2 separate regions of the Homo sapiens genome follow, and region 1 is linked to region 2. The links are chromatin loops, found by intact Hi-C in ENCODE. Cell type or tissue: MCF 10A. All regions are shown on one strand. Each heading gives the region's core, and the rest is flanking DNA. Links, peaks and the distances in the headings are about the cores only.

What was found. Peaks named below come from ENCODE experiments on the same cell type or tissue, not always from the same donor. Only the 100,000 strongest peaks of a DNase experiment are listed, where the experiment ranks them.
Region 1: a loop joins it to region 2, with 6 times the contacts of the local background. A loop is called at or near these places in 3 of 110 quality-filtered maps.

Annotation. Positions count from the first base shown.
Region 1 is chr2:72,359,807-72,376,290 of GRCh38, reverse strand. The region is part of intron 19 of EXOC6B (exocyst complex component 6B); the gene reads left to right. Among named protein-coding and RNA genes, the nearest start is that of CYP26B1, 220 kb to the right of the region's middle. In MCF 10A, for the core only: a CTCF peak has its summit at 8,186; a DNase peak (open chromatin) is centred at 8,280.
Region 2 is chr2:72,155,734-72,172,217 of GRCh38, reverse strand. No RefSeq gene overlaps it. Among named protein-coding and RNA genes, the nearest start is that of CYP26B1, 16 kb to the right of the region's middle. In MCF 10A, for the core only: no CTCF peak of the experiment used is centred there; a DNase peak (open chromatin) is centred at 6,207.

The sequences.
Region 1 (16,484 bases), core at 4,425-12,424, 200 kb before region 2:
AGACATTTTCAGATAAACAGAAGCTGAGAGAATTTGTCACCAGATTTGCACCACAGAAATGTAAAAGGTAGTTTTTCAGGTTAAATGGAAATGATAGTATATGTCAACCCAGATCTATAATATAGATTACATTGTTCAAAGATGTCTACAACAATATCTTCCTTAACACATTTTTTTTTTCTAGAACCTTGAGACTACTTCATTAAGAAATGGCATCTAATTCGCCTCCCCTTGAATCTGGGCAAGCTTGTGAGTTGATTGTAACCAACAGAATGTGGCAGAAGTGGCCCTTTGTGACTCTGAGGCTAGGCTGTAAAGGATGGTGCTGCTTCCATCTTGGTTGGCTGTTGTGTAAAAAGTCCAGCTACGCTGAGGCTTCCAAGCTTGAAGAAACTTAAGCAAGCTCATGTGGAGAGACCACATGAAGAAGGCTTGAGCCTATGTTAACAGATGCCTAGCTAATTTCTAGCTTTCTCATTTCCACCTTTACTGTTTTTTTCTTCTGCTTACTTTTTGTTTATTTGCTCTTCTTTTGTTAGTTCTTTTGGGTAGAAACTTAGATAATTTATTTGAGATTATCTTCTTTTCTAATATGAGCATTTTAGTATTAGAAATTATTGTCTAAGTACTACTCCAGCCACAGTATACAAATTTTGATATGTCATGTTTTAATTTTTATTCATTTCAGTATTTTCAAATTACTTTTGTGTTTTCTTTTACTTGTGGGTTATTTGGAAATGTGTTGTTTACTTCCCAAATATTTAGAAAATTTTTAGATACATTAATACTTCTGTTTTAGGTTTTTAATTTACTTTCATTTTGATCAGAGAGCATACTTTATATAATTTCAGTTCTTCTAAATTTGTTGAGACTTGTTTTATGACCCAGTATATGGTCTAGTCAAATGTTCCATTTGCACTTAGAAAGAATGTGTTTTCTGCTGTTACTGTGTGGAGTAGCCTATAGACATCACATGGGTAAAGTTGATTGACAGTGTTATTCAAATCTCCTGTATTCCTACTGATTTTTTTATACTTGTTTTATCAATTACTGAGAGGAGTTGAAATCTCCAGTTATATTTATCAATATCAATCCTGTCAGTTTCCATTTTATCAGGTTAATGCATTTTGAAGCTCTGTTATTGGGTGCATACTACTTAGAACTGATATGTCCCTATGATGCACTGATTATTATTATGATGAAATGACCCTCTTTATCCCTAGTAATATGTCTTATTTGAAAAAAAATCTACTTTTTGTGATACTGGTATTGACCCACTCAACTTCCTTATGACCTTGTGTTTGCATAAGTATATTCTTTTCTATCTTTCTCTTTTAATTTTTTAAAAAAATATGAAGTTGTACACAGCTTATAGTCAGGTTTTGCTTTTTTATTCAGTGTGACAATCTTTTATTTTTAATTGGGTTGGTTAGGTGATTTATAATGAATGTAATTTTTTAAATTTTGTAGGTATCTAGTAGGCATATGTATTTATGGAGTACATGAGATATTTTGATTCAGGCATGCAATGTGTAATAATCACATCATGAAAAATGGAATATCTGTCTCCTTAAGCATTTATCATTTGTGTTACAATCTAATCATACTCTTAGTTATTTTAAAATGTACCATTAAATTATTTTGACTATTGCCACCCTGTTGTGCTAATACTAGGTCTTATTCATTTTTCTAACTATTTTGTACTCATTAACCATCCCCACCTTCCCTCTCAACACTGTGCTTCCCAGCCTCTGATAACCATCCTTCTACTCTCTAGCTTCATGAGTTTAATTGTTTTGATTTTTAGATCCTACATATAAGTGAGAACATGCAATGTTTGTCTTTCTGTGCCTGGTTTAACACTTATCATAATTGCCTCCAGCTCATTAAAATAACAGGATCACTGTTACAAATGACAGGATTTCATTCTTTTTTTGTGGCTGAATAGTACTCCATTGTGTGTAAGTACCACAGTTTCTCTCTCCATATATCTGTTGATGGACAATTAGGTTGCTTCCAAATCTTGGCTATCGTGAATGGTGCTGCAACAAATATGAGAGTGCAGATATAAAATCTCTTTGATGTACTGATTTTCTTTCATTTGAATAAATACCTAGCAGTGGGATTGCTGGATCTGGATCTTATGATATCTCTATTTTTACTTTTTTCAGGAACTTCCAAATTATTCTCCATAGTGGATTTAAAAAAAAATTTTTTTTTTGAGACAGGGTCTCACTCTGGAGGCGCAGGCTATACAGTGGCATGACTTGGCTTACTGCAATGTTTGCCTCCCAGGCTTAACTACCATGCCTGGCTAATTTTTGTATTTTTTAGCAGAGATGGAGTTTCACCATGTTGCCCAGGTTGGTCTCGAACTCCAGACCCGTGATCCACCCACCTCGGCCTTCCAAAGTATTGGGATTATAGGCGTGAGCCACCACACCGTCTCCATAGTGGTTATACTAATTCACATTCACAACAACAGTATATGAAGGTTTCCTTTTCTCCACATCCTTTCCAGCATTTGTTATTGCCTGTGTTTTGGATAAAAGACATTTTAACTAGAGTTAAGTGCTATGTCATTGTAGTTTTGATTTACATTTCTCTAATGATCGATTATGTTGAGCACCTTTTCATATACCTGTTTGCCATTTGTATGTGTTCTTTTGAGTAATAGTTATTCAATTCTTTTGCTCATTTTTAAATTGGATTATTAGTTTTTTCCTATAAAGTATTTTGTCTCCTTATATATTTGGGTTATTAATTCCCAGATGGATAGTATGCAAATATTTTCTACTACTCTGTGGGTTGTCTCTTCACTTTGTTGATTATTTCCTTTGCTGTGCATAAACTTTTTAACTTGTTGTGATCCTATTTGTCCATTTTTGTTTTGGTTGCCTGTGCTTATGCGGTATTAATTAAGAAATGTCTGCCCAGGCCAGGCACGGTGGCTCATGCCTATAATCCTAGCACTTTGGGAGGCTGAGGTGGGTGGATCACTTGAGGTCAGGAGTTCCAGACCAGTCAGGCCAATATGGTGAAACCCCTTCTCTACTAAAAACACAAAAATTAGCTGGCCATGTAATCCCAGCTACTCGAGAGGCTGAGGCAGGAGAATTGCTTGAACCCGGGAGGTGGAGGTTGCAGTGAGCTGAGACTGCGTGCGCCATTGCACTCCAGCCTGGGCATTGCAGCGAGACTCCATCTCAAAAAAAAAAAAAAAAAAGTCTTCCGAGACTGATATCCTGAAGAGTTTCCTCAATGTTTTCTTGTAGTCCTTTCATAGTTTGAAGTCTTAGATTTTAAAGTCTTTAATTCATTTTGATTTGCTTTTTGTATATGGCAAGAGATAGGGGTCTAGTTTCATTATTTTGCATATGGATTTCTAGTTTTCCCACCATAATTTATTGAAGAGACTGTCTTTTTCCCAGTGTGTGTTCCTTTTTTGAGACAGAGTCTTGCTCTGTCACCCAGGCTGGAGTGCAATGGTGCAGTCTTGGCTCACTGCAATTCTGCCTCCCAGGTTCAAGCAATTCTCCTGCCTCAGCCTCCAGATTAGCTGGGACTACAGGTGTGTGCCACCATACCCGCCTATCTTTTTGTATTTTTAGTAGAGACAGCGTTTCACCATGTTAGCCAGGATGGTCTCGATCTCCTGACCTCATGATCCTCCCACCTCGGCCTCCCAAAGTGCTGGGATTACAGGTGTGAGCCACCACGCCCAGTCAGTGTGTGTTCTTGACACCTTTCTCTAAAAGGAATTTACTATAGGTATGTGAATTCTTTTCTGGGTTCTCTATTCTGTTCCATTGGTCTGTGTGTCGGATTTAATGCCAGTACCATGCTGTTGTTATTACTATAGCTCTGTAGTATGATTTGAAGTTAGGTAATATGATTTCTCCAGTTCTGTTCTTTTTGCTCAGGATAGCTTTGGCCATTCTAGGTCTTTTGTGTTTCCATATAAATTTTCTGATTGTTTTTTCTATTTCTGTAAAAATGTCATTGGTACTTTGATGGGAATTGCATTGAACCTATAGATTGCTTTGGGTAATATGGGCATTTTAACAATATTGTGTCTTCCAATCCATGACCATGCAATGTCTTTGCATTTTTTTGTGTGTGTCTTCTTTAATTTCTTTCATCAGTATTTTATAGTTTGTAAGATCCTTTACTTCTTTGGCTAAGTAAATTCCTAGGTATTTACTTTTATTTGTGGCTATTATAAAGGGGATTACTTTTTGATTTCTTCTTCAGATTGTTCACTGTTGGCATATAGAAATGCCACTGATTTTTGTGTGCTGATTCTGTATTCTGCAACTTTACTGAATTTATCAATTCTTATCATTTTTTTGGTGGAGGCTTTAGGTTTTTCTAAATATAATATCATCTGCAAACAATGATAATTTGACCTCTTCCTTTTCGAGTTGGATGACCCTTTTTTCTTTTTCTTGTTTAATTGCTCTATAGGACTTTCAGTACTATGTTGAAAAACAATGCTGAAAGTAGGCATCCTAGTTGTGTTTCACTTCTTAGAGAAAAAGCTTTTGGTTTTTCTCCATTCAGTATGATACTAGCTATGGATCTGTCATACATGCCTTTTATTTTGTTGAGGTAATGTTAATACCCAGATTTTTTAGGATTTTTACCATGAAGGGATGTTGAATTTTATCAGATGCTTTTCAGCATCAGTTGGAATGATCATATGGTTCTTGTCCTCCATTCTCTTCATATGTTGTATCACATTGATTGACTTGTGTATGTTGAACCATCCTTGCATCCCGGGGATAAATCCCACTTGGTCATGATGAATGACATTTTTAATGTATTGTTGAATTCAGTTTGCTAGTATTTTGTTGAGAATTTTTATGTCAATATTCATCAGAGATGTTGGCATGTAGTTTTCTTTTTCGATGTGTCTTTGATTTTAGTATCAGGGTAATACTGATCTTGTAGAATGAGTTTGGAAGTATTCCTTCCTCAATTTTTCAGAACAGTTTGAGTAGGATTAGTATTAGTTCTTCTTTAGATGTTTGATAGAACTCGCAGTGAACTGGGTCCTGGGCTTCTCTTTACTGGGAGACTTTTTATTATGGTTTCAATCTTGTTACTTGTTATTGATTTGTGTTCTAGGGCCTGAAATGGGGACCTCATGACTCTGCCTGGTGCCCTATCCTACTGTGGCTGAACTGGTATCCAAGACACATGACAGAGTCCTCTTTATTCTGTTCTTCTTTTTTTTTTGGAGGAGGAGTTTTGTGTCCTCTAATTCATCTTTTATATATATATATTTTTATTATACTTTAAGTTCTAGGGTACATGTGCACAATGTGCAGGTTTGTTACATATATATACATGTGCCATGTTGGTGTGCTGCACCCATTAACTTGTCATTTACATTAGGCATATCCCTCCCCCCTCCCATCACCCCACAACAGGCCCCAGTGTGTGATGTTCCCCTTCTTGTGTCCAAGTGTTCTCACTGTTCAATTCCCACCTATGAGTGAGAACATGCGGTGTTTGGTTTTTTGTCCTTGTGATAATTTGCTGAGAATGATGGTTTCCAGCTTCATCCATGTCCCTACAAAGGACATGAACTCATCATATTTTATGGCTGAATAGTATTCCATGGTGTATATGTGCCAACTTTTCTTGATCCAGCCTATCATTGTCGGACATTTGGGTTGATTCCAAGTCTTTGCCATTGTGAGTAGTGCCGCAATAAACATACATGTGCATGTGTCTTTATAGCAGCATGATTTATATTCCTTTGGGTATATACCCAGCAATGGGATGGCTGGGTCAAATGGTATTTCTAGTTTTAGATCCCTGAGGAATCACCACACTGTCTTCCACAATGGTTGAACCGGTTTACAGTCCCACCAACAGTGTAAAAGTGTTCCTATTTCTCCACATCCTCTCCAGCACCTGTTGTTTCCTGACTTTTTAATGATCGCCATTCTAACTGGTGTGAGATGGTATCTCATTGTGGTTTTGATTTGTATTTCTCTGATGGCTAGTGATGATGAGCATTTTTTCATGTGTCTTTTGGCTGCATCAATGTCTTCTTTTGAGAAGTGTCTGTTCATATCCTTCGCCCACTTTTTGAAGGGGTTGTTTGTTTTTTTCTTGTAAATTTGTTTGAGTTCTTTGTGGATTCTGGATATTAGCCCTTTGTCAGATGAGTAGATTACAAAAATTGTTTCCCATTCTGTAGGTTGCCTGTTCACTCTGATGTTAGTTCCTTTTGCTGTGCAGAAGCTCTTTAGTTTAATGAGATCCCATTTGTCAGTTTTGGCTTTTGTTGCCATCGCTTTTGGTGTTTCAGACATGAAGTCCTTGCCCATGCCTATGTCCTGAATGGTATTGCCTAGGTTTTCTTCTAGGGTTTTTATGGTTTTAGGTCTAACATTTAAGTCTTTAATCTATTTGAATTAATTTTTGTATAAGGTGTAAGGAAGGGATCCAGTTTCAGCTTTCTACATACGGCTAGCCAGTTTTCCCAGCACCATTTGTTAAATAGGGAATCCTTTCCCCATTTCTTGCTTTTGTCAGGTTTGTCAAAGATCAGATAGTTGTAGATGTGTAGTATTATTTCTGAGGGCTCTGTTCTGTTCCATTGGTCTATATCTCTGTTTTGGTACCAGTACCATGCTGTTTTGGTTACTATAGCCTTGTAGTATGGTTTGAAGTCAGGTAGCATGATGCCTCCAACTTTGTTCTTTTGGCTTAGGAGTGACTTGGCAATGCGGGCTCTTTTTTGCTTCCATATGAACTTTGAAGTAGTTTTTTCCAATTCTGTGAAGCAAGTCATTGGTAGCTTGATGGGGATGGCATTGAATCTATAAATTACCTTGGGCAGTATGGCCATTTTCACGATATTGATTCTTCCTACCCATGAGCACGAAATGTTCTTCCATTTCTTTGTATCCTCTTTTATTTCGTTGAGCAGTGGTTTGTAGTTCTCCTTGAAGAGGTCCTTCACATCCCTTGTAAGTTGGATTCCTAGGTATTTTATTCTGTTTGAAGCAATTGTGAATGGGAGTTCACTCATGATTTGGCTCTCTGTCTGTTATTGGTATATAAGAATGCTTGTGATTTTTGCACATTGATTTTGTATCCTGAGACTTTGCTGAAGTTGCTTATCAGCTTGAGGAGATTTTGGGCTGAGACAGTGGGGTTTTCTAGATATACAATCATGTCATCTGCAAACAGAGACAATTTGACTACCTCTTTTCCTAATTGAATACCCTTTAATTCATTCTCCTGCCTAACTGCCCTGGCCAGAACTTCCAACACTGTGTTGAATAGGAGTGGTGAAAGTGGGCATCCCTGTCTTGTGCCAGTTTTCAAAGGGAATGCTTCCAGTTTTTGCCCATTCAGTATGATATTGGCTGTGGGTTTGTCATAGATAGCTCTTATTATTTTGAGATATGTCCCATCAATGCCTAATTTATTGAGAGTTTTTAGCATGAAGGGCTGTTGAATTTTTTCAAAGGCCTTTTCTGCATCTATTGAGATAATCATGTGGTTTTTGTCATTGGTTCTGTTTATATGCTGGATTATGTTTATTGATTTGCATTTGTTGGACCAGCCTTGCATCCCAGGGATGAAGCCCACTTGATTGTGGTAGATAAGCTTTTTGATGTGCTGCTGGATTTGGTTTGCCAGTATTTTATTGAGGATTTTTGCATCGATGTTCATCAGGGATATTGGTCTAAAATTCTCTTTTTTTGTTGTGTCTCTGCCAGGCTTTAGTATCAGGATGATGCTGGCCTCATAAAATGAGTTAGGGAGGATTCCCTCTTTTTCTATTGATTGGAATAGTTTCAGAAGGAATGGTACCAGCTCCTCCTTGTACCTCTGGTAGAATTTGGCTGTGAATCCCTCTGGTCCTGGACTTTTTTTGGCTGGTAAGCTATTAATTATTGCCTCAATTTCAGAGCCTGTTATTGGTCTATTCAGAGATTCAACTTCTTCCTGGTTTAGTCTTGGGAGTGTGTATGTGTCGAGGAATTTATCCATTTCTTCTAGATTTTCTAGTTTATCTGCGTAGAGGTGTTTATAGTATTCTCTGATGGTAGTTTGTATTTCTGTGGGATCAGTGGTGATATCCCCTGTATCATTATTCTGTTCTTCTTAAGCAGAAGGAAGGACTCATTTTCTAGCTATGAGCTGCACTGCCTGGGATTGGCAGAGAGGTGGTGCAAGCATTCCCTTAGCTGCCCTGGCTGGGTTACTGTCCAAGTCACATACCACCCTAATCCTCTGGCTCTGAGCCCAGCCCAACACTAAGAGTTGCCTAAGAGTTCCATTCCTTGTGTTCTAGACTGTCTTTCAAGTTTACTCAAGACCGCAGAGCATGTTGGCCTGTGGCAATGAGGCTTGCTGAGAGCTCAAGTTCTGACCTCTAGAATGGATGATTCTCCTTTGGCTAGGGCTGGTCCAAATGTTCCCTCCATGTGTGGGTTCTGAGTGAGCCCAGCCAGCACAATTTTTTCTCCACTATGACAGGGCAGCACTGAGTTCAATGTAAAGTCCCCCAGTTGCTGCACTCTCCCTCTCCCAAGTGCACAAACTCTCCAGGCCGTTCAACCACTGCCAGGGGATGGGGGAGGGGTGGCGTCAGCAATACAAGATTGTCTTTCTGCCCATCTTCAATGTCTCTTTTAGCGATATGATGTAAAAATCTAGGTAGCGTGATTGCTCACCTGATTTTTGGTTCTTGTGCCAGTGGTTTTCTGTCTGCAGATAGTTGTTAAAATTTGGTGTTCCTGCAGGGGTGGGGTTGGGGAGGGAGGAATCAGACAAATGATGTAATCATATATTCTACCATCTTATTCCACCTCCTGAATGTAATTTTCAGTATGATTGGGCTTAAATCTACCATCTTGCTATTCATTTTATATTTCCTTTTTCATACTTTGTTCATTTTTCTTCTTTCATTGCTTTTTTTTAGATTAATCAGTGTTTTTTTATGTGATCTATAGTTTATTAGCTCAGACTCTGTTGTATATTTTAGTTATTGTTCCTGGATTTACAATATACATCTTTAACACAGAATACCTTAAAATAATATTATGCCATTTTGCATTAATGTAAGAATCTTACAAAAGTATTGTTTTTCTTCTATGTTTTGTCCTTTGTTTGTGCTATTGTTGTTATACATATTACTTCTACATAGTCTATAAACCCCACAATACATTATTACTGCATCTTTGCTTTAAACACTCATTTATTTTATAAAATGTCTAGAAATGATTCATATATATTTCATAATTACCCATGTGTTTACTGTATTCTGCATTCTTCATGTCTTTGTGCAGATTCAGATTTCTATCTGATATCATTTTTATTCTACTGAGGAGCTTCCTTCAATGTACACTATAGCGCAATTCCACTTATATTAAATTCTCTAAACTTTTTTTTTTTCTGGTAAAATCTTCAGAAAGATGTTTTCACTGTATAATGAATTCTAGGTTAATAGGGTTTTTTTTTTCTTTCAACACTTTAAAGAGTTCCAACTATTTTCTTTTGATTGATATAGTTTCTGATGATAAGCTTTTTGTTATCTTTGTTCCTTTGTACAAATTATGTCTCATTTTCTCTACTTTTTTGAGATTTTCTTCACTAGTTCTCAGCAATTTCATTAGGCTGTGTCTTTTCTGTGGGATTCTTTATGTTAATTCTGCTTAGAATTCATTGAGTTTGGACATGCAAGTTTATACCTTTTATTAAATTTGAGAAGGCTTTGGCTATTATTTCTTTGAATATCTTTTCTATCTCTCCTTTGTGTCTGAAACTTCCTTTACATATATTTTAGACCACTTCACATTGTCCTGTGGTTACCGATACTCTGTTTATTTTCTTTTCAATCTTCTTTTCTTCTTTATGCACTTCATTTTGGATGCTTTCTATTGATGTCTTTGAGTTCTTTGAACTTTGCTTTTGCAGTATCTAATCTGCTGTTTATCTATTTCAATGTATTTGTCATTTGAGGTGTTTTTTTTTTTACTTTTATATGAACTCCATTTTGTTCTTTTTGATATCTTCCATTGCTTTCTTCATAATATTCCTGTTCCTCTACCTTGTTAACATATGGAACATTCTTATAATAGCTATGTAACAGTCCTGTTCTACCAGTTCCATCATGCGTATATTTTCCAGGTTATTGATATTGTTCACCTGATTATAGGTCATATTGTCCTGTTTCTTTGCATCCTGGTCATTGTTTACTGGATTCGTGAAATTTTACATTTCATATTGTTGGATGCTGTGTTGTATTCCTTTAAATAATATTATATTTTGTTTGCACATGGATTTTAGTTATTTGCAATTGGATTCATTCAAGACTTGCTCTTAAGTATCTAGTGGGTCCATAGCAGCTTTTTGTCTAGGTCTAATTTGTCACCAGTTCTAAAGCAGTACCCTTGGGAGAATTCTGCATGATGCTTTGGATAGCTTGGAGGTCTTTAAACTCTGGCTGGTGGAAACACAAAGTATGGTCATCCCTGTAAGACTTTCACAGATTCTTTTCCTTTTCATTTCTAATGGTTCTTTCTCCAGCCTTTGGTAATTGCCTCCCCTACAAACACAAATTAGTACTCCACCAAATACCGAAAGGACCTTTCTGTAGTTTTCCTGGATGCTCTCTTTTGTAGCATCCTCCTTTCTGATACTCAGTCCTGTAAATACTTGTTGCCTTGAACTCCTGGGCTCTAGTCTCTGACTTTTCAACTCAGTAAGACAACCATGTTCTGTTTCAGTTCTCTCCCTTTGCCTGCTTTATAGCACATCCTGGAAGCTGCCTCTAGGCTAGCTTGCCTCGCTTGCTCTCCTGCTCTCAGTATCATTATGTCTGTGGGATCATAATTCTGCATTACCTCTTGTCCAGTATCTAAAACCGTTCTTTCAGACTCCTTGTACAGTTTTCCAGGTTTCCAGGATTTTTTTTTCACACTGGAAAGATTAGTGCTGTGCCTATTAGTTTATCATAACCAGTAGCAGAATCAAGTGAATACTTTTCAAGATTTTTAGGGGTTTTTTTTAATGAAAGTAATATCTATTCATTGTGGAAAATGGTGGGGAAAAAAGAAAAGTACAGGAAGAAAATAAAAACTACTCTAATCTTACCATTCATAAATAAGCACACTCCCATGCCTTTCACCTAGACATGATAATATATAACAGCAACAGAACTGTTTCTATAAGTTGCCCGCCACATTCCTTGCCTCTAATTAGCCAAAGTTGTTTCACATTCCTCTGTCTTAACCAATTATTTAGTAGGAGATTGAAAACATAATGATTGGCTAAACCAGTCAAAATTGATTCTTGAGATGAGAATGAAGTCATCCTTCTCTGAATTTTGAGGAAAAAATAGAAGCTCATTCTCTTATAAAGAAAAGGAAGGAAAGGGCTTTGGTGTAGGCAATCAACCAATACCACTGGTTAAATAACAAAGTCTGGTGAACTTTTGCGAATGATCAACTACAAGATTGGATTTTTGACAGAGATAAGAGATAAACAGGGATGAAGGATGATAAAGCTGAAATACATGCACATTCTGGAGGAGTGATGATGGACTGGGAGAAACACTGAAGAGTAAGAATAATACCCATCTTATGGCCTGATTTTGAATGAGCAGCTTCTTCTTGAGAGAACCGTAGGAGAATCTACATCCTTAATGCAGAGCCAGCTTTCAGTTAAGACTAAAAGAGCATTTAATGAAAAGGTGGAAACACAACAGAGTTTGTTAACCATGTAAAAGGGGTTCCAGAGAGCCAATATCTTATCTGAAAAGCCATTTGGTATTTGTAATAACCTTTCAGACTTAGAATCAGATTGAAGCCAACATTTGAAGGGCTTGACAGTCCACGAATAACCATAATATCAGCAGTGAAATTTTTTTTCCTCATATATTTTAGAGCCACTAAGGTTCATTGATTTAGAATTTAATGTTTCATTCCTGATTGGCAGTAATTTGTCTGTCAAAAACTTTCCATGGACATTTATTTTACTTTAAAAGAAAGAACTCTATTCTATGTCTTTCCCTATACCACCCCCCTCATTTTTTTTTCTTTAGATGCTCAGTGGTCTATAAAAAAATCTTAAAGAAATGATACATAAAATTCAAGTAACTATACAGAGGCGTATAAAAGCAGTCCCAAATGACAAGATAATTAACACTTACATCTTTCTACCCAGTGGTGTGTGCATGAGGTATTTTCCCTTTTTGTCTGTGAGTCCTTGGAAGAACTGTATAGGTCCTAAAAGAAATCAAACTCTGGACAAGATGAAATGTGAATATACCTTGAGTGTTTTTGAATATGAGGTCAGGTCTTCCATTTTCTTAGGTCCCAAATGCATAGAGGTATTATATGCACTACCAAGAGCCTGAGATATTCAGCTAGGATAGTGTAGTCATTAAGAATATAGATTTTAGAGTCAGTTCAACAGAATGGATTCAGGTTCCCACTTACTTTTAGTGTTACCATATGTAAATTATTTAACCCCTTACAACTCCATTTATGAAGTAGGAATAATAATAGTACTGAACAATATAAAGATGAGAGGGTTTGGATCAAATGAGATAATACATGAAAGGCTGTATTTCATTGTGTGGTAAAGCACTAAGTATGCACTAATTATTAGCTGCTCCTATTTTTGTCATCATCATCATCATCATCATCATCATCAGTAGCAGCAGTTAGCAAATCTGCTAATTCATATTAAGCATATCCAGCATATCTCAGGTCTTTTGCAGAGTACTTGAAACTTTGTCACAGATTGTGAATTTATTAGGTTTAATTTGGTATAATAAATTGACTTTGCTTCTTGATAGTTGTCTGTGAAACTTCTATGGCTGTCCTGAAAAGTATGATCCAGAACTGATGATTTTCTAATTCTCGGCTTGATTATTTTACAAGCAATCAGTCAGTTCAGCTGTTTTCTACAGATGGTAACTACTGCTTAGGGTGCCATTATATAACAGGAGTATTATTGTTAGGTAATTCTTGCTGACAGGCTACCAAACCCAATAACTCTAAGATGGAAGTCACTTGAAATTTACTAGGTGTGATGAAATCATCACTTTTCCTTTAAAAATTGATAATGACCTCTGTGTTTTTCTGCTTTGTGTGGATTTCATCTTAGATCTCAGTATGTTTATATGTTTTATATTTGGTTTTAAACATTAGAGCACTGGATCCTGGCAGAGAAACTGAGATTTAAACACCAGCAGGTGTTGATTGCCTAATAACTTCTAGATCTAACTTAGGCTATTGTATCCCTCATGCACTAGGAATATTCAGTCTGTGTCTGGGTTTGGAATTTCCTAAGCTTTCTCTTTGCATATTCAAAATGAGGAAGTCTAGATTCATATTCCAGCTCAACCACTTGTTACCAGCATTAATTCAGTAATCTGCTCATTCAGTCAGCAGATATATGTGGGCCCTACTCTATGCAAAATACCATGGTTGGAGGCTGGAGTTAAGATGAGAAATCATGGATTTTAAATAGGAGGGTGACTGTATTAGATTTGTATTTTTGGAAGGAACTTGCATTTTGCAGGAGCCTCAGAGACTAGTTAGAAGGCTATTGCAGTAATCTATGGTAGAGTTGATTTGGTAGCCTCAGCATATATTTGTATGATAATTCAAGCCACGAGGGTGAATGAATCAATTCATTTAACCTCTCTGAGCCCATCAATAAACTAGAAATACTAATTCCTGCTATATTTGTCTCACATTATTGTTATAAAGTCAAATGAGATAATATATATAAAATCATTTGAAACAGCCATGGAAATGTTATTTATTATAATTAATTATAATTATTTCTTTATGTATATGCCTTTATGTGTTTTCTTTCATATTTCTACTGATTTATGGTCTACAATGTTAAACATTTTCAGTTTTCAGTTATCTGCATAGTTCCCTAAATTATTCAAAAGATTGGTACATTAAAAATATAATTAAACCAAATCCAGGACACATTTCTTTGCAAGGAAATGTAGCAACAATTGCATCTTTTTAAATGTAATGTAATCCATCATTTCCCAGGATCCATGAATCTTTTTCACAGTATGAACTGGATCCATGAAAAGGAGGGATAGAATGCATCTTATCAGATTCTCTCAGATCTTGATGGTCAATTAAATATGCTTTGGTTTAATTCTTTTGAAAGGGAACACGGGCTTCTAAAGCCTTCCATATCACCATTCTTACCATAATAACCCTCACTCTACAGGTAAGGAAACCAATGTAGAGATTTTGCCTAAACACAGGATTTAGGGAAACAACTTCAGAGTAAATTCTTGGTCTCACTGAGTCTATTGTGATATATACTAGTGGCAGAACAGCATTTACTACTTAACCTCCTCACTCTGACTGAAAGATCACATCATCCCTGGAGAATTTATTTTGTCTCAAAGTCAGTATCCGAATAGTTCCTGAAAAGTTTGAAAGTTTCCATCTCTTTGTATATATTCACAAAAATAAATGGCTACAGGTTTGTGATATAGCTGACTCTCCTCTGACTCAGGTGTGAGATGTTTTAGTGAATATTAACTAGGCAGTCCTTAATAGGCTTGCTTGTGGTTTTGTCACTGGGACATCAGAACTAAAGAATCTTTATAAAGAGATCTCACTGAACCCTAGGTACCAGGCATCAACAACTACCAATTGGCATAACTCTGCCTACTTAATTTTGTTTTCTCCACTACTTGAGCCCAGCTATTCTTGCCTCTCCAGTTCCGTATAATTAATTATCCACCTTTGGTCCGAGATTCCCTCACAGGGCTTCAGGCATTCCATTACAGATCTTTTCCTAATGTGAGGAAAAGGGAATAGTGGAGAGTCCTGAGGACCCTGGTGAGAAACATAGGGCAAGCATATATGACAGATCCACACTAGCATTTTTCTTCTGCAGCCTTTCAAGTTTATATTATGCAAAGGGACCTTTACATCAGCAAACTGTGAAAGTAACTACTAGTTACTACATTAAATCAAGCTTCTCCAGTGAGATGTCCTAGAGTAATTAAGTTGTCAATCAAAATTATGTTTAGTCATCCTTGAAGAAGTAGTGCAAAATGCATAACCACGCAGTTTTCCCTGTTTTTGCTGAATTTACCTAGAAAACTCTTACATTTCCTTCTGGATGTAATTCCTTTCTTCTCTACTCTTACTTTTCTTTTCACCCTTAACACTGTTGTATGTAGATCCTAGTTATAAGACAAGATTCAGTAAGGGACAGAGCATAGCAGAGCAAAATGCTACTCTTCTCTGGGAATGGGGTTGCAATGGAAAGTATTTTGGAGAAGAATAAGGGGTCAAAGTTCCATAATTTTTTTTTTTTTTTTTTTTTGAGATGGAGTCTTCCTTTATCGCCCAGGCTGGAGTGTGATGGTGTGATCTCAGCTCACTGCAAGCTCTGCCTCCCGGGTTCACGCCATTCTCCTGAGGTTCCATGATTTCTTTTACTATCCTTGCATTTATCAAGAAAATATGATGGGATTATGAAGGCAACAGAAACTTGAAATCAACTTATTTGATTTTCAGCTTTCTCAACTATCCAGCTGCAGAAGGAAGGGGATTACTGCAATAGAGCTTCATTATAGTCCTGTGTTTCCTTAGATTCCTGAGATGGGCATTCTAGGAAGGACGAGAATTGGCCTCATTTTTATCTTAAGTTACCCAGTGTTGTTAAAAGCGATCACATGGCTCATATTCCTCAATTTCTTTAAATTGATCAGCAGACACTAGTCCTCCATAGCTTCTCCCTCAGTGGGAACATGGTCATAAGTGACTTAAGATAATACCTTAATTATAAGCTTGGCTACCAAGTTCCACAGACTGTTGGCTTTCCATCCTGGGAAATGAACTTGTAGTATAAAGAAGTATCTGAGAAGTCCAGGTGCAGTGGCTCATGCCTGTAATCTTAGCACTTTGGGAGGCTGAGGTGGGCAGATCATTTGAGCTCAGGAGTTTAAGACCAGCTGGGCCAACATGATGAGACCCTGTCTCTACCAAAAATACAAAAATTGGCTGGGCATAGTGGCACATGCTTGTGGTCCCAGCTACGTGGGAGGCTGAGGTGGGCAGATTGCTTGAGCCTGGGAGGTGGAGGTTGCCGTGAGCTGAGATTGTGCCACTGCACTCCAACTTGGGTGGCAGAGCAAGACCCCATCTGAAAAAAAAAAAAGTATCTGAGGCTGGTTAATTTATAAAGAAAAGAGGTTTATTTGGCTCATGGTTCTGCAAGCTGTACAAGAAGCATGGTGCCAGCATCTCATTTTGGTGAGGGCCTCAGTAAGCTTCTACTCATGGTAGATAGAGAAGGGGGAGCCAGCATGTCACATGGCAAGAGAACCAGCAAGAGAAGTGGGGGAGGAGCCACAGTCTTTTAAACAACCAGCTCTCACATGAACTCATTACTGTGGGGAGGGCACCAAGCCATTTATAAGGGCTCTGCTCCCATGACCCAAACAC
Region 2 (16,484 bases), core at 3,139-11,138:
ATACAATTTCAGGAGTGGAATTGGTTGGTTAAAAGCTATGAATATTGGCCAGGTGCAGTGGCTCGCACCTGTAATCCCAGCACTTTGGGAGGCCGAGGCAGGTGGATCACCTGAGGTCAGAGGTTCAAGACCAGCCTGGCCAACATGGTGAAACCCCATCTCTACTAAAAATACAAAAATTAGCCCAGCCTGATGGCGGGCACATGTAATCCCAGCTACTTGGGAGGCTGAGGCAGGAGAATCACTTGAACCTTGCAGGCGGAGGTTGCAGTGAGCTGAGATCGGGCCACTGCACTCCAGCCTAAGTGATAAAATGAGACTCCATCTCAAAAAACAAAACAAAACAAAACAAAAAACCCCAAAAACCTATGAGTATTTAAATGTTAATAGAAAGTATATAATTACTCTTTTGAAAATCACCAATTTACACTTTCTCCAATAGGTTATGAGAGAATCTGTCTCCCTATGAATTCTCAGCCCTAAGTAATATTAATGTTTTCTTTCCATTTTTGTCAGCCTTTCAAGTGAAAAATCATTTTCCTTTGTTCTTATTTACTTTTCTTTAATTTATAGTGAACTTAAGCATCTATTGATATTGTTTGGTTGTTATTTGTATTTCCTTTTGTATGAACTATTGAGATAGTCTGCCTTTTAAAAAATTAGGTTATTTTCTTTTCATATTGATTTGTAGTTCTTTGTTTTAGGGATTTTAGCTATTTGTCATTTGCATTGCACATATTTTCCCAGTTTGTCTTTTGAGTTTGTTCATTGGTTCATATTAGTTAGAACCCTTTATTTTGCAGGTAACAAAAACCCAACTCAGAAAATATTTACTGGCTGAAAATCCAGAGGTGATTCAGGGTTAGTATGATTCAATGACTAAAAAAATGTGAAGTCTGTTTCCTTTCCTCCCCTCTACTCTGCCTTTTATGGTAAGAAGACCATCCTAAATCTTACTTCCCTCATGGTGCCTAAATGGCTGCCATTTTTCTAGATTTCACATCCCCGCACTACATTGTGCAGAAACTTCCAGTGGCTCTCTTAAAAGAACAAGGAATTTTTAATCCAATAAGCCTCCAATATTGAGAACCCTAAATTGGATTATATGTCATTCTTTTTTATCAGGAGCATGCCATGAATTTACTGCTTTTATCAGGGTTACTTGAACCAATCACTGTGGCAAGGGCAAGAAGATTACCTCCATAGGTTAAAACAATCAAGTCTCACCCTTGGAATTTAGAGTAAGGAGGTATGGATACCTACCCCCAAACAAACTGCATAGCAGCCACACAATGGGGAAGACGGTGGAAAGAATGTGGAGGAGACAGCCACAATATTCACTATGTGGTGTTTTTTGCTGTATAGAATGTTTTTGTTTTCTTCTTCTTCTTTTTTTTTTTTTTTTTTTTTTTGAGACAAGGTCTCACTCTGTCACCCAGACTAGAGTGTGGTGGCATGATCAAGGCTTACTGCAGCCTTGACCTCCCTGGCTCAAGCAAATCCTCCCACCTCAGCCTTCTGAGTAGCTGATGCTACAGGCATGTACCACCATGCCCACCTAATTTTTTTTATTTTTTGTAGAGATAGGGGTCTCACTTTGTTGCCCAGGCTGGTCTCAAACTCCTAGACTCAAGCGATCCTCCCACCTCAGCCTCCCAATGTGCTGGGGATTACAAGCGTGACCCATCACACCTGGCCGGTTTTTCATTCTTGAAATGTCAAATTACAAGGCTTTTCCTTTATGATGTTTAGATTTCATGTGATACTTAGATTTCCCCACTTCAAAATTATAAAAATATTGTACCATGTATTCTTCTGATATTTCATTTTTAATATATTAATCATTTATCAATTTGAAATTTCCTTTGATGTGAGGAGCATGATAGGGATCCAGCCTTTTCTTTTTTCCAAATGGCTAACTAGTTGTCTGCAACATCATTGATTAATTTTAAAATGTCATCTTTATCATATATTTAATTCATATTTATCTTTGGTCTATTTCTGGATTTTCTTTATGGTGTCATGATCATTCTGTTTCTGAGCCATTACCAAATTGTTTTAATTACCATATCTTTGTAGTCTGTTTTAATATCTAATAGCCCATTCCTATTAGAGGAAATACACCATACTTTCCTCTTTCAGAATGTTCCCAGATATTTATTCTTCCAGGTTAATTTTATAATTTTTTTCATTTCCAGTGTTCTATTGTGATTTCATTGGAGTTGCATTGAATTTATAAAATAATTTATAGGTTAAGGACATATTTGTAACACAAAGGCCCTGTCCATTTACTCGTCATATTCACATTCCTCAAACAGTTTAACATTTTCTGCATTTGGATTCTTCACATGTCTTACTTAGTACAATCATGAATGTTTTATGTTTTCAGTACTGTTAAAAATGAGATCTCTTCATTCGTGTTCTATGTGTTCTTTTTTGTTTTAATTACGAAAGTAGTATGTACTCATCTATCAGATTGGCAAAAATCTTAAAGTCTGATATTACCAATTATTGATGAGGATATGTAGAAACAAGATCTCATAAAGGTGGGAAGATAAATGAATACACCTACTTTACAGAGAAGCTTGGTGTTACAGATCCAAATCCCTTACTGGCAATTCAGAAATTGAAAAAGCTCATTCTTTCTTTACTGATTTGGTGCAAAATCTGACCTAATGGGAAGTTATTTATCATCTGTATTTATCCCACTTAATGTGGATATTTATACTTTTCAACACAGAAAAAGTAACATATTTGATTATGTCTATTTCCCAAACCCTACTGAGGGTGTTATATATGGCACATATGCCATATTGCCTTCCTAAAATTCAATAAGTCTTATCCTGAAACATAACTGGCCCCAGAGGTTTTGAACAACATATTGTGGACCTGTATCTAGTAGAATTAAACATGTGCATATCCTAGAGAAATCTATCCACATGTGCACAAGGAGACATGTACAAGAATGTTTATTACAGCACTGTTTATAATGATGAATAATTAGAAATAACCTAAATGTTCATCAGTGGGAAAATAGATATTCTATTAATCTAATAGAATACTACACAGCAGTTAAAATGAACTATACCTACATGGGTCAACATGAATAAACATTTTTTAAAGTTATTGACTTTTTTAAAAAAGTAAGTTAAATTATAGATAACAATACAATACAATTTAAACTTTAAAACGTGCATGAAGATGATAAACACCAAATTTGGTATAGTAGTTATCCCTGCAGAGGGAGAAAAAAATGAGGGACATGGGGGTACAAAGTAGGCTTTTTAACTTTATAAAGTCTAGTTTCTTTTTTAAAAATTAAATGAATATAGCAAAATGTTGAAATGTTTTCACAAATAGATTTGTATTCCACATAACGTTCTCGGTCTTTTTAGTGGCTGCATAGTATTCCTCAGTATGACTGTATCTTAATTTGTTTAGCCATTTCCTCATTATTTAACTTTCTTTCACTTGCTAATCATTACAAGAACTACTGAAGCAAACATCTTTGATATCTTTTTGCATATATACAAACATTCTGTAGATCAGTAATGTCAGTTGTCTTTAAAAAAAAAAAAAAAAAAAGGCTGTACCAGTTTATACCCTTACCAACAACATGGGAGAAGGTCCACTTCCCCACACCCTCAATAAGACTGTCGTGAGGAAACTGGAGTGAGGAAAAATGGCATATTAATTTTCAATTGCCAGTTTCTGTTGGGCTGAATCATCTTTCCACATCTCAGCCATTTTTAGTTATTATCAATAAATTGCCTGTTGATAACTTCATCAATTAGAAGTGTGTTCAGCTACTCATTCAAAATGTCATATGAGTGCAGTGAAGAAATGGGTAGGGCTTTTTCTGGTTTGGGGGCTTTTGGAATTTTTTTGTTTTGTTTTTGTTTTTTGAAGTTTGAGGAATTCTGGAGGTTTAAGCATAAACAATACAGGACTGGAGCAGCAGAGACCTAGACACTCTCTGTCTTTCTGTTCTGTCATCCTTAGTATGTTTATCCTTTAATAGGCACAGAAAAGCTGCTTCACCTCCAGACATCACATTCACTTTCCAGGCAGGAAGAAGGAAGAAAAGCAAAGAGATAAAGAGCCACGCAGGCTGAATCCCTTTCTTAAAAGCCTATGATTTCCATCTTTACTTAGGCTTACAGATTTACTTTTTACCCTAAAATTATGTAAGTATTCTCAAAATTATTTATTTATATTTATTTTTAGAGCTGGAGTCTTGCTCTGTCACCCAGGCTGAAGTGCAGTGTCATAATCATAACTCTCTGCAGCCTCAAACCTCTGGGCTCAAGTGATCCTCCCACCTCAGCCTCCAGAATGTAAATTATTATTTAAAATTATCTCTTCATATTACTTCCTCTTACATCTTTTTGGCCAGAACTGGATCACATGGGCACCCCCAAACCAGTCATGACCAGAAGGAGTAAGATCATCATGTCTGGTTAATACCAGTCATGGTTCATACCCTGTAAGTTCCTGCAGCTGTAAGCAGGATGTTTTATTCATAGCTTTATCCGCAGTATCTAGAAGAGTTTCTGCCACATAAAATATGCTTAAGAAATTTTGTTGAATGAACTGATTGTATGCATGAATGGAAAGATAAATGGATAGAATAGGGGCATGATATCAAGGTATCTTCACCACTATTTGAGCCAGTCTGAATGCTTTCTGCAGGGAGATGAGGGGGAAATGAATGTTGTCAAGAGATGGGGTCTGTCACAAGATCCTTGACCCATTGATCCTCTTGATGATAATTACATACTTGTTCAGTACATATGAGCAAATATTTTCTCCTAGTCTTCCACTTCCTTTTAAATAAACTTTTTATTTTGGACTAATTTTAGGTTTAGAGATAAGTTGCAAAGTGGTAGAGAGTTTCCAGATATTACTCACTCAGTAAGCCCTATTTTAACGTCTTACATTACAATGTACACTTGTGAAAACTTTTTATACCACATTGGCACATAGTATTAACTAGGACTTCATTCAGATTTCACCAGCTTTTCCAGTAATGTTTTTTTTGTGTTCCAGGATTCAGTGTAGGATACTATATTGCATTTAGCTGTCATATCTCCTTAGTGTCTTCTGGTCTGTGACAGTTTCTCAGTCTTTCTTTCTTTCCCATGACCTTAACAGTTTTTAGGAGTGATAGGTATTTTGTAGAATGTCCCTCACTTTGTGTTGAAGTTTTTCTCTTGATTAGATTGGGCCTATGGATTTTTTGAAAGAATACACCAAAGGCAAAGTGACTTCCTTATCATATATCAGTGTATACATGACATTCACATGACATCACTGGTGATGTTAACCTTCATCACTAGTTAAGGCAGCATTTGCCAGGTTTCTCCACTATAAAATTACTACTTTTCCCTTTCCAGATTCTATTTATTAGAAGCAAATCACTAACTGCAGCCTATACTGAAGGGGCAGGGAAGGGCAGGAGGGTTAAGCTTTACCTCCCACAAAGACTCTCTCAATAAATTATTTGGAATTCTTCTGTAAGAAAGAATTGTCTCTTCAATACTGTTTGTTTATTTGACCAATAATTTAAGTCACTTATTTATATTAGTATGAACTTATATGGATTTTTGGCACTTATTTTGGGCTTTCTTTTTGTATTTATTGAGACGTAACTCACAACATAAAACTCACCATTTCAAAGCATACAGTTCAGTGGTTTACAGTATATTCACAATGTTATGCAACCAACGTCGTCTAACTTCAGAAGATGTCCATCCTCCCAAAAGGAAATTCTATACCTATTAGTAATCACTCCCAATTCCCCTCTTCCCCTCTCCCTAATCTATTTTCTCTCTCTATGAATTTGCCTATTCTGGACATCTCATATAAGTGGAATCATATAATATCCAACCTTTTGTGCCTGGCTTCTGTCACTTAGCATAATGTTTTCAAGGTTCATCTATGTTGTAGCATACTCAGTACTTCATATCTGTTATGGCTGAATAATATTTCATTGTATATGTTTTGTTTATCCATTCATCCATTGATGAGCCCGTGGGTTGTTTCCACTTTTTGGCCATTACTGATAATGCCACTATGAACATCGGTATACAAGTTTTTGTTTGAACATGTGTTTTCAATTCTCTTGGGTATATACCTGGGAGTGAAATTGCTGTGTCATACGGTAACTATGTTTAACTTGTTGAGAAACTGCCAAAATGTTTCCTAAGGCAGTTGCTTCATTTTCTATTCCCATCAGCAATATATGAGGGTTCCAATTTCTCCACATTCTTGCTAACACTTCCTATTTTCCATTTTTTTGTTTATGTTTTTAAGTAATAGTCATCCTAGTGGGTGTGAAGAGGCACCTCACTGTAGTTTTGACTTGAGTTTCCCTAATGACTAATGATGTTGAGAATTTTTCCATGACCATTTGATATACAAATGGTCAATATATACAATATATGTGATATAAAAATGGTCATGATGATGACCATTTTTATATCGTATTCAAATTCTTTTTAAATTGGGCAATTTGTTTTTTAATTGTTGACTTGTAAGAGTTCTTCAGATAGTCTGGATTTTAGATCCTTATCAGATATATGATTTGCAAATATTTTAACCTATTCTATGGGTCTTTTCACTTTTTGACAGTATCCTTGATGCAAAAGGTTTTAAATTTTGATGAGGTCCAAATTTATCCATTTTTTTCTTGTTGTTGCTTGTGCTTTTGGTATAATATCTAAGAATCTAAGAAAGAACTGCTTAATCCAAAGTCAAGAAGATTTATGCCTTTGTTTCCTTCTAAGAGTTTTATGGTTTTAGCTCTTACAGTTAGGTCTTTGATCCACTTTGAACTGATTTTTGTATATGAACAATTCAAATTATATTAGTTTTCCAAACACTATTGTTGAAAAGACTGTTCTTTCCCACTGAATGGTCTTGGCATCCATGCTAAGAATCAATTAATTGTAGATGTATGGCTTTATATCTGGAATCTCAGTTCTCTCCCATTGATCTATGTAGCTATCCTTTGCCTTACGTATTTATTCTATCCTTTGGGTTATAATCCAATTCCATGTTACTTACCTATTTTGTTACTTAAATTATTCCAGGTTTGGTCACTGGGAACTCTTTCAGACTGGCTCTTGTGTGCCTTTGACATACCCTTATCCTTTTGTTTTTTGATGATTTCCTTGCTCTATGATACTCAAGATGCTGCAAGATTATCTTGTACTTTCCCTGTCCTAGCCCTAGCATTAACCAGTTCTTCATGGAGCACTGGTTCCTTTTATTGAAGAGGGGTATTTTAAAATCAAGATCTGGGTGCTGGGTATGCTCATTGCTCCTGGGGTGTCATTGCTTTTATGCTCTCAGCAGACAGCTAGATACTGTATTATGTAAGATAATGCATGTATATACAATATTTCTAGTTGTTTCTGTATCTGTACATCTCTGTGTGTGTTTGTGTTATGAGGCATACTCTCTCTCTCTTTCTCTCTCTCTCTCTCTGTCTCTCTCTCTCTCTATATATATATAAAACTTGAATTCATACTGATGTCTCCAAATGTAATCCAGTACCCCAGGGATCATTCTAGTCTTTCCTTATTGCTTATCTCTCTCCAAGAGTGAGATCCTGTCTCCTGCCATATACTAGCCATTTACTTAGTTATTCAACCCTTGCATACAGTTTCATAATTATTAACCCATACTTCCCACTTTCACCTATTTGTAATGTTTGTTTATGGCATCTTTCATCAGACAGATATTTGAAATTTAATATAGTTTAATCATCAGTCTTTTCCTTTAAGCTCTTGAGTTTTATATCTTACATAAGAAAGCTTTCTCACCCACCACTACCACCAGATTATAAAAATATTTTAGTTTCATTTTATATTTAAATATTAAATCTATCTAGATTTTATTTGGGGTTATATAAAATGCAAATATAACCTTTTTTTTCAAATGGCTATCTGAAGATCCTAAGTGCTTATTATTATCAGTCAACCCATTCCTCACTGCTTTGCAATACATGGGTCTGTTTCTAGACTCTATATTCTACTGGTCTATTTCTGTGCCAATTTGAGATCATTATAATTTATGTAACCTTAAAATATGTTCTGATATTTAATAGAGAAAGTCTCTACTATTGATCTTTTTCAAAAATGTCTAGTCTCTCCTTGTGTGTTTAGTTTCACAGATGAGCTTCAGAATTAGTGAAGTATCATTTTGAAAACCTCTTGTGGATTTTGATTAGGATTACATTGAATTTATTAAATTTGGGGGAAACTGACATCCCAACATGGTAAGTCTCTATTTAGGTCCTTTTTTATGTATTTCACAAAGGATTATGTTTTCTTCCCATAAGTCTTACATGACTCATGAATTCACATTACTCAAATGAATTCACATGAATATGCACATTATTTGTTATATATTTGAAATTATATTTCCAAGTTTATTGTTATAAACACATAAGGAAGCTATTGATTATGTTCATCATGTATCCAAAGAAGTTATTGCATGTTTTTATCAGATCTAATAGGTTTGCAGTTGATTCCCTGGAAAATTCTATTGTAGATAGTCCTAATATCCATATAAATAATGTTGAGGATACTTTATATAATTTTGTGGAAATAAATCTGTAAACCTAAAGGAAGATGGATTATGCTTCTAGAAAAATAAGTATTACCTGAATTGAACCAGGAAAACACAGAACACTCCAAAAGAGCAATAGTCATGAAAGAAGTTGAGAAAGTGGTTCAAGATCTATCACTAATATTTATATATTTGTGCTTTAGATTTTTCCTTGCATTTCTGATTTTTTTCTGATTTAATTGGCTAAGACAACCAGACAGTGTTTTATAATGGTGGTAATGGTAAGAACTTGTCTCTCCTTGCTTCAGTGGAAGTGCTTCTAAGTTAGTTATTAATTGTGAGACTTGCTATAGTTTTATCAAGTTAAGGGAGTTTTCTGCTCTTCCTACTTTACTGTTAGCTTTTAAAAGAAATTAGTGTTGAATTTTATCAAATACTTCTTTTTAGCCTCTATTGAAATCACTTTTTTCCCTTACCTTTTAATATAGTAAAATCCTAAGTTGAAACATCTTTTGGCTCATTTATTATTTCAGCCACGCTTAATCAAAATATCTTATTATTTTAGCAAACATCTGTATTTTACTTGGTAACATTTAACTTAGGATTCTTATATAAATATTCATAATATTTGTCTGTACTTAACTGTTTCTTTGCTTTTTTTTTTTTTTTTTTTTTTTTGAGACAGAGTCTCACTCTGTCACCAGGCTGGAGTGCATGCAGTGGCACAATCACGGCTCACTGCAGCCTCAATTTCCCAGGCTTGAGCAATCCTCCCACCTCAGCCTTCCGAGTACCTGGGACTACAGGTGCACACCACCATGCCCAGCTAACTTTTAAAAAATATTTTGTAGAGGCATGGTCTCACCATATTGCCTAGGCTGGTATCAAACTCCTGGGTTCAAGCAATCCTCCCGCCTCATCCTGCTAAGGTGCTAGGATTACAGGCATGAGCCACCATGCCCAGCCACGTACATAACTGTTTCTATGCTGCCTTCAAAAGGTTTTGTTTTGGTACGTAGGAATAATTTTTTGAGAAATCTTATTCTTCCTCTCTTTGCTTTAGTGTATCAAGGGTTATCTGTTTCTTGACAAAACTTGTAAAACTAACTTCATCTGGAGCAGGGGAAGATAGCTAGAGTGCTGGTCATTGATGATTTGCAATTCCTATAACATGTCAGACGAGTCTGTAGATGGAGAAGCAGTTAGGGTGGGATGTAACCTACCAAAACAGGTTACCAGACGACTTAAATTGTACACATTGTCTCTAAACAAACTCATACCCAATCTGAAGATTCTTCTACTCTGAGAACAGTGCAAATGAGGATGGAGATGAGGAGCATATTTAAGTATCAACTGGAAAGGTGAATTAATGAATTAATGCACTTCTAGTTCACTAAGTAGCCAGGGAGGTGGGAAAATGATAGAGTTGCTAAAGCAAAATATTCCAGAGGAGGATTGGTTTGAAGGAAGATGGGGAATTCAATTTTGGACATGTGTGAAGATATTTTTTGGAAGCTTGGTGAAGGAAAGAGAATGGATGCACAGTGCTGTCGCATGGTTGTGTAAAACAACAAACCTAGCTCCATTGTGTAAGAAAGGGTACATGAACTCCCCAGAGTCTTTTAATTCTAATTACCATGCTCTTTCCTTTGCATCCCATCCTTTGTGAAATGTCAGCCTGGAGTTCATTGGCATTAAGAGAAAGTCTTTCTAGGCTAAGAGAGATATTGGCTTGGTTATAGACAGAAGGGGAGAAACATTTAGAAATAGCTAAGATAAAGCTGTTTGAGATAGAATTGAGTGAGATCCTGAAGTACCTAAGAGATAATTTATTCAGAGAAACACTTATTGACAGCATAGACACTGGAACCATGAAGAAGAATGCACAATTTCAGTATTTAAAGTCCTTTGAATCCATCAAGAGAAAGGCTTATATAATTAACTGCTTGACTTCCCAGCTCCTACCTATACAATCTACCTCACTCCTTCCTCACCTCCTCTCTCCCCCTACCCCATGGTTTCCTGAGGCAGGAACCATTTCTGCCTTAATTGACAAGGTTGACGGGGGCGGGGTGGTGGGGGGGGCGGTGGCGGTTGTATAAATGAGAAAGAAGGAAAGGCTTACAGTGATATAATTACTAGGATGGTCTGCACAGGATGTTCTGTAGCACCAAGGAAGGAATGGCAAACTGGAAAACTTCACAAAGAATATGATACTAGATTTGGATTTTGAAAGATAAGTAGGAGTTTACCAGGCAGTGAAAGGAGGATGTTTAAAGCAGAATGATATTAAAAGGAAAGATGTTCAGAGCAGCGGTAACTGCTATGTGTAAAGGCTTAGGGCACTTTACACCTGTCAGACTGACAAATCAGACAGTGGAATCATGCAAGTTGAGGATGAGGGAGGCGGCACCTTTGTGAGCTGCTGAAGTGTTGGACTAGAGCAGCCCTCTGGAGAGTCACCCGGCAGAACTTGTACACACGTCCCCAAGGACCTGGTAAGTTCCCTCCTGGTTAAACACGTGGAGAAAATGAATTCACTGCCACTGTAGAAATGAGCAGTTGGAGGCAATCTAGGTGTCTGTCACTCATATTTGAGAATATTTTGCAGCAGTCAGAAGTAATAAACTAGAAGTACATGAGGCAACATGAAAAAATCTCAAAACAGTGTTAAATGTCTTTAAAGATCCAAACAAGAGAGCTGTATAGTGCAAGATCATTGATGAAAGTTAAAAAGGCATCCATACATAAGACAGCACTGTTTTTAAGGATACATATCCACCACCAGGGCCATACATCAACACAATGGAGTGTGTATCTAGGGGCAGAAGCTGAGGATCAAGAGTGGGGCTGGCAATTGAAGAGGAAAAGGAAACTAGAGTAAAGCCTGCACTGGCTGAAATGTTAAACTGAGTAGTATGATGATCACCTTCCTACCCATCCGGTCTAAATGAAGGCCCTATGAGTATAAGCTGCATGGTATGCTTTCTTCACAGAAGAAGCTGGGTGAGGCCAAGGGAGCCCAGAGCTGAGGCTGGGACAGAGGCTGCAGTCAGAGTGCGGCCCGGGTGATGGCCCCCAATCCTGAAAGGCAACAGGCAGCTGCTAACAGCTTTTAAGCAGGAAAGAACATTTTGTTTTAAAAAGGATAAGGAAAGACTTGGACAGTGTAATGTTTAGACACCTACTTTAAAATTACAGGAGAAAAATACAGAGATCAGAACGAGTGTAGGTAGGAGGGGCAGCACAGCGGTGGGTAGTCTGGAATGGTGCCCTCGGTGGGGTGCCCTCCACAGGGACCCACAGTGTACTACCTTCTTTTGGAAGAGAAGCAGTCATTGGTGTCACCCATCTCAGTAAACCTCTTGAGGGGTGGGAAGGCCTCCAGCAGCAGCGAGGCCAGAGTGAGGTTGTCTCTCCCCTCCTAGCCCATTCCCTCCTCCATCCCTGGCTACGCTGGCACAGAAAGCAGAAGACTCAAGTTCTAATTCCACTTCTTCCTTCTGGTTCCAGAAGTGACCTTAGACAGGTCACACCTCTCTGGGCCTCACTTCCCTTGTTTTCCCTTTTCAGCTTACACTTTCGTTGGCTCCATATTATTCCCCTAGTAATAGCCCCCAACAGGGAAATCTTGCCCCCTCTCAAAATCCCCCCAAGTGTCTCCAAAGTCCTGACATCCTCCTTAATCTTCCAGATCCACTGCCCCACCTTGGTAAGGAGGAGCAACAAATTGGTATCGTAATGGCCCTGCTGATTGCATTATGGGTGTCTAATGCAATATGCCCTCATGAGGACCATCCATCAGGGCACAGCCCCTCCCCAGTCCCTGCCACCACAGTCACATTAGTCAGGCAGCCCATTCATCACTACCGCACACCTCCATGGAGACTGGCCTAGACAGATGAGGGGCCAAATCAGATTTATGGGGAGGGATCGTGGAAAAAATCAGCCCCATCCATCTCTCAGACACTGAGGAGGGAGCCCTGTGTCTCCACTCCCTCCAAGCCTCCTTAGGGAACGGGTGCTAATCGAGAAAGCAGCCAAGTTGCCTTTGTTTTCCTTAAGGCCCATTCTTGAGCCTCCGTGTTGCCTAGCACAGCCCTAGAACTGGCTCCTCTAGGAGGTCATAATTTTCGGAGCAAAGCCTCTGCCAGGATCGGGACACAGTGCTCGGAGTGGGCCACAACTTTGGAGAGTTCCAGAGCATGTCTTCAATGGGTTTCTGGGTTGGTTTGACTGCTGCAAAGAGTGTGGGGAGGAGTAGGCACCAAGCTCAGTTTAGTAATGAGGCCAGGCCTAGGACAACCTTCACATGGAAGGGTGACTTCACCCCAGCTTTCCATCTGGGCCGAGGCCTTGCTCTGGGCTCGTTTTAACTCTCCCTGGCCAAACTGAGCGACTCTCCCTCAGTGGATGGGGAACACATTGAGTGGATTGAGAATGGGGTGGGACAAGAGGGGCAACAACTACCTTTCAGGTCCCTGGATTTGTGGAGCCTGAGGCTTGTATGATTTGAGGAAACTTCCTTAAGAAAATAACATAAAATTATTATTCTAGGGCTTTGAAAGGAGCCTGTACATATGAGGGTCCCTAAAGCTTCAGCTTCCTTGGCTTTGCCATGAATCTGTACTGGCTGTGTGCCTGACACCCTGCCAAGTGCTTGGCATGCATTATCTTTGTGCATGACCCTCACAACTATCACTTGTCCAGTAAGGCAAGACTTATTCTCTCCAGTTTTATAAGAAAATTGTGCCTCAGAGAGGTGAAGTGACTTGGCCAAGACTGTACAACTGGTAAGTGACAGAACTAGGTCCATTCAACTCCACATTCCACTGTTGAATGAGCTCTGCTCACTCCTCTGGTCCTTGGCCTGAGTTGAGTTGCTTAGTTATGTGGTGGGCTGGGAGGAGCCTCTGGCCCAAATGTCCCCCGTCTCCACAGTTGCTCTATAACCAGTGCTGCGGCTGCCCTGGAGTGGGGGTGGAGAGCGATCAGGCAGACGCAGAAACAGGGACAGGAAGGGTGGGAGAAAGCCTTGTAACAGGACCGCAGGGATCAGTGGATGAGTGCTCTAAGCCTGGGGCTGCCCTTCCACCATAATAGTCAAGCTTGCCTCCCCCAGACTGACCATGGGCCCACGGGAACTGGGTCCTGGTGGGGAGAGCTCAGAGGCTAAGCAGAGGGGGAAGCCCACATCCCACATCTGGGGGCCAGACAGAAGGCCATGCAGGGTCTTTTCCTATTGGTGTGGACTTCTGAGAAGGCTGCCCCACACCACGCCCACATCCATTCTAGCATGACTTCCTTTTTCCTCTCCACATGTGCTCTAGTGTGGGGTCCCTCACAAAGCAGCCAAGCTTCTCTGGGTAGGAAGGTCCTGAGAGTGGTGGATGGCCCTCCTCCTGCCAGGCAAGAGTCTCAGAGCCATGAAGCTCAGCCCCTGAACCAACTCATGGAGAATGGGGAGGGGCTGGGCATGTGTCCTGGGCAGAGATCATGTGGATTTCTGGGAGCAGGGGCAGGAGCATCTGTGAGAGCAAAAATGTGTGCATCCACCCAGCAGAGGAAGCTTTGCCAGCTTTCCTCCGCTCCTTTGGTCTCCATTTGGTGGTCTTGCCAGGGAGCTTCCCCACAGTTGCTCAGAGCAATGCCTCATCCCTATCAGAGGCTATACCTAGCCCAGGGCTGTCTGAGCTGGTGCTTTAATAACTAGCATTATCATGTGAAGACCTTGCCCAAGCACCTCCATCCTCCTCCCTCTCCCTCACCTATCACCTGCCCTTCTGTCCTCACTAGCCTCTAAATGCAAATTTCAGGTGGAGGCTGAAATTGCCAGCTTCCGAGTTCCTTGATAACCCTGAGATTCTAAGTATTAAGGGGAAAAAGCTGGGCATGATGGCTCACGCCTGTAATCTCAGCACTTTGGGAGGCCAAGGCAGGTGGATCACTTGAGGTCAGGAGTTTGAGACCAGCCTGGCCAAGATGGCAAAACCCTGTATCTACTAAAAATATGAAAATTAGCTGGGCACGGTGGCACATGCCTGTAGTCCCAGCTACTCAGGAGGCTGAGGCAGGAGAATCGTTTGAGCCCGGAAGGCGGAGGTTGCAGTGAGCCAAGATCGCATCACTGCACCCCAGCCTGGGCGACAGAGCAAGACTGTCTCAATAAATAAATAAATAAGTACTAAGGGGAAACAAACAAAAGAAATAATCACTTTCAAGTGAGGCTAAACGGGATGTGTGGGCAAAGGAAAGAGGTTGCTGTTTCCCAGACTCCTTTCCTCTCTTTGTATCTTCAATGCTGGTGTTTCTGGGGCTCTCTCCTCTCGGTGTAGGCTTCTCTACTCCTGTGTCCCCCATTAGCATGTGAATGCAGATGATGTCCAAGTCTCTGTCCTGTCCAGATCTGTCTTCTGCACTCCAGACCTCTATGTCCAACAGCTAGCAGACAGTTCCATTGGCATATCCCTTCACCACCTGGAGCCTACTCTGTCCCAAACCAAACTCAACATCTTGTTCCCCAAGTCTTCTCTTTCTCCCGAGTTCCCCACCTCAGTACATATCATCACCACACACCCAGTTCCCCAGCCTGGAATCCTGGCCTCGCTCCCTACCACCTGCCCCCACCCCTAATCAGTTGCCAAATCTGTCCACTTTTTAATTCTAACTCTGAATATTTCTAAAATCTGTACACTTCTCTTCATCATCACTGCTACTAGCTTCATTTAGTCTTTAGTATGCCAGCTAACAGCTCAGATTCTAATCCACATTCCCTGGATTTGAATTTTAGAGGAGATTAAATTTAACCTCAAAAGTACAGATGGATGAACTTGGGCAAGCTACTGAACCACTTAGTATCTCAGAGTCTTCCTCTGTAAAGCAAGGATAATAGTATCTACCTGTCCACCTCCTGGGGTTGCTGTGAGGGCCAGCTGAAATAAGTGAAGTGCTTTTTAAACTGCCTGGCAGGTAGGAAGGTGCTAAATAAGTGTTAGTTTTTATTACTTTGTTATTATTATCACTTTTACTGTTATTACCTGAGTTATCACCATAGTCTCCTAACTGGTCTCCCTGCCTCAACTCCCACTCTGTTCTAACCCATTCTCCACACTGGAGAAGCACCTGAGGCCTAGATAGGTAAAGTATATTGCTCAAGCCAGTAAGTGGCAGAGCAGATTTTAAGCCTACTTCTAACTGACTCCAGAACCCTTGTTCTTAGCTACTAAGCCACTCTGCCTGTTTGGAAGCATGAAGAATTAATACATTTGGAATAGCAGGATAGTGAGGAAAGAATGAAACCAATGGAGGGAAAATTAGAAGAGAGACTCAGAGGTGCTCCGGATTTTCCATACAGAAAGGATATCAGAGCTGCCATCTGGTTGCTGGGGGTGTGGCACCAAGGAGCTTGTATTGAAGCTGGGTTTGACAGAAAGCATAGAGCTTTGGTGGGGATGCTGATGGACACAATGTACTAGAAAGGCAACAGTTCTTCCAAGAACTTCTTGGGCAGAGTGGTCAGGCCCAGGCAGTGGGGGACCAGGTGAAATCTTCACAGGCATGTGCCAGAATAACCTTGGCTGTCAGAACAGTGGAGATGGGGAGTGGGAGTCTCGCCGGAAATTGTTCTCTTATGCTCCAGCCGCCACACCAGTGTCTGGAGAAGAAACTAGCTAAAGCTCCAGCAGCAGGGCCCCTGTGAGCTTGGAGCTGGGCTGTAGGCATGAGAAGAAAGGTAGATATTCAGGCAGGCCACCACCCAGCCTCTCTGCTCTGCCTCTCCATCTCCTGAGAGGCGGTGGGCAGGAGTCTCAGCCTCAGGCGAGAGGAAGTGATTTGGTAGCATTTTGGACTTGGGAATGGAGAGCTCTGCCAACTAGATTCTCAGGTTGACTCTGCTCTCTGAGGTC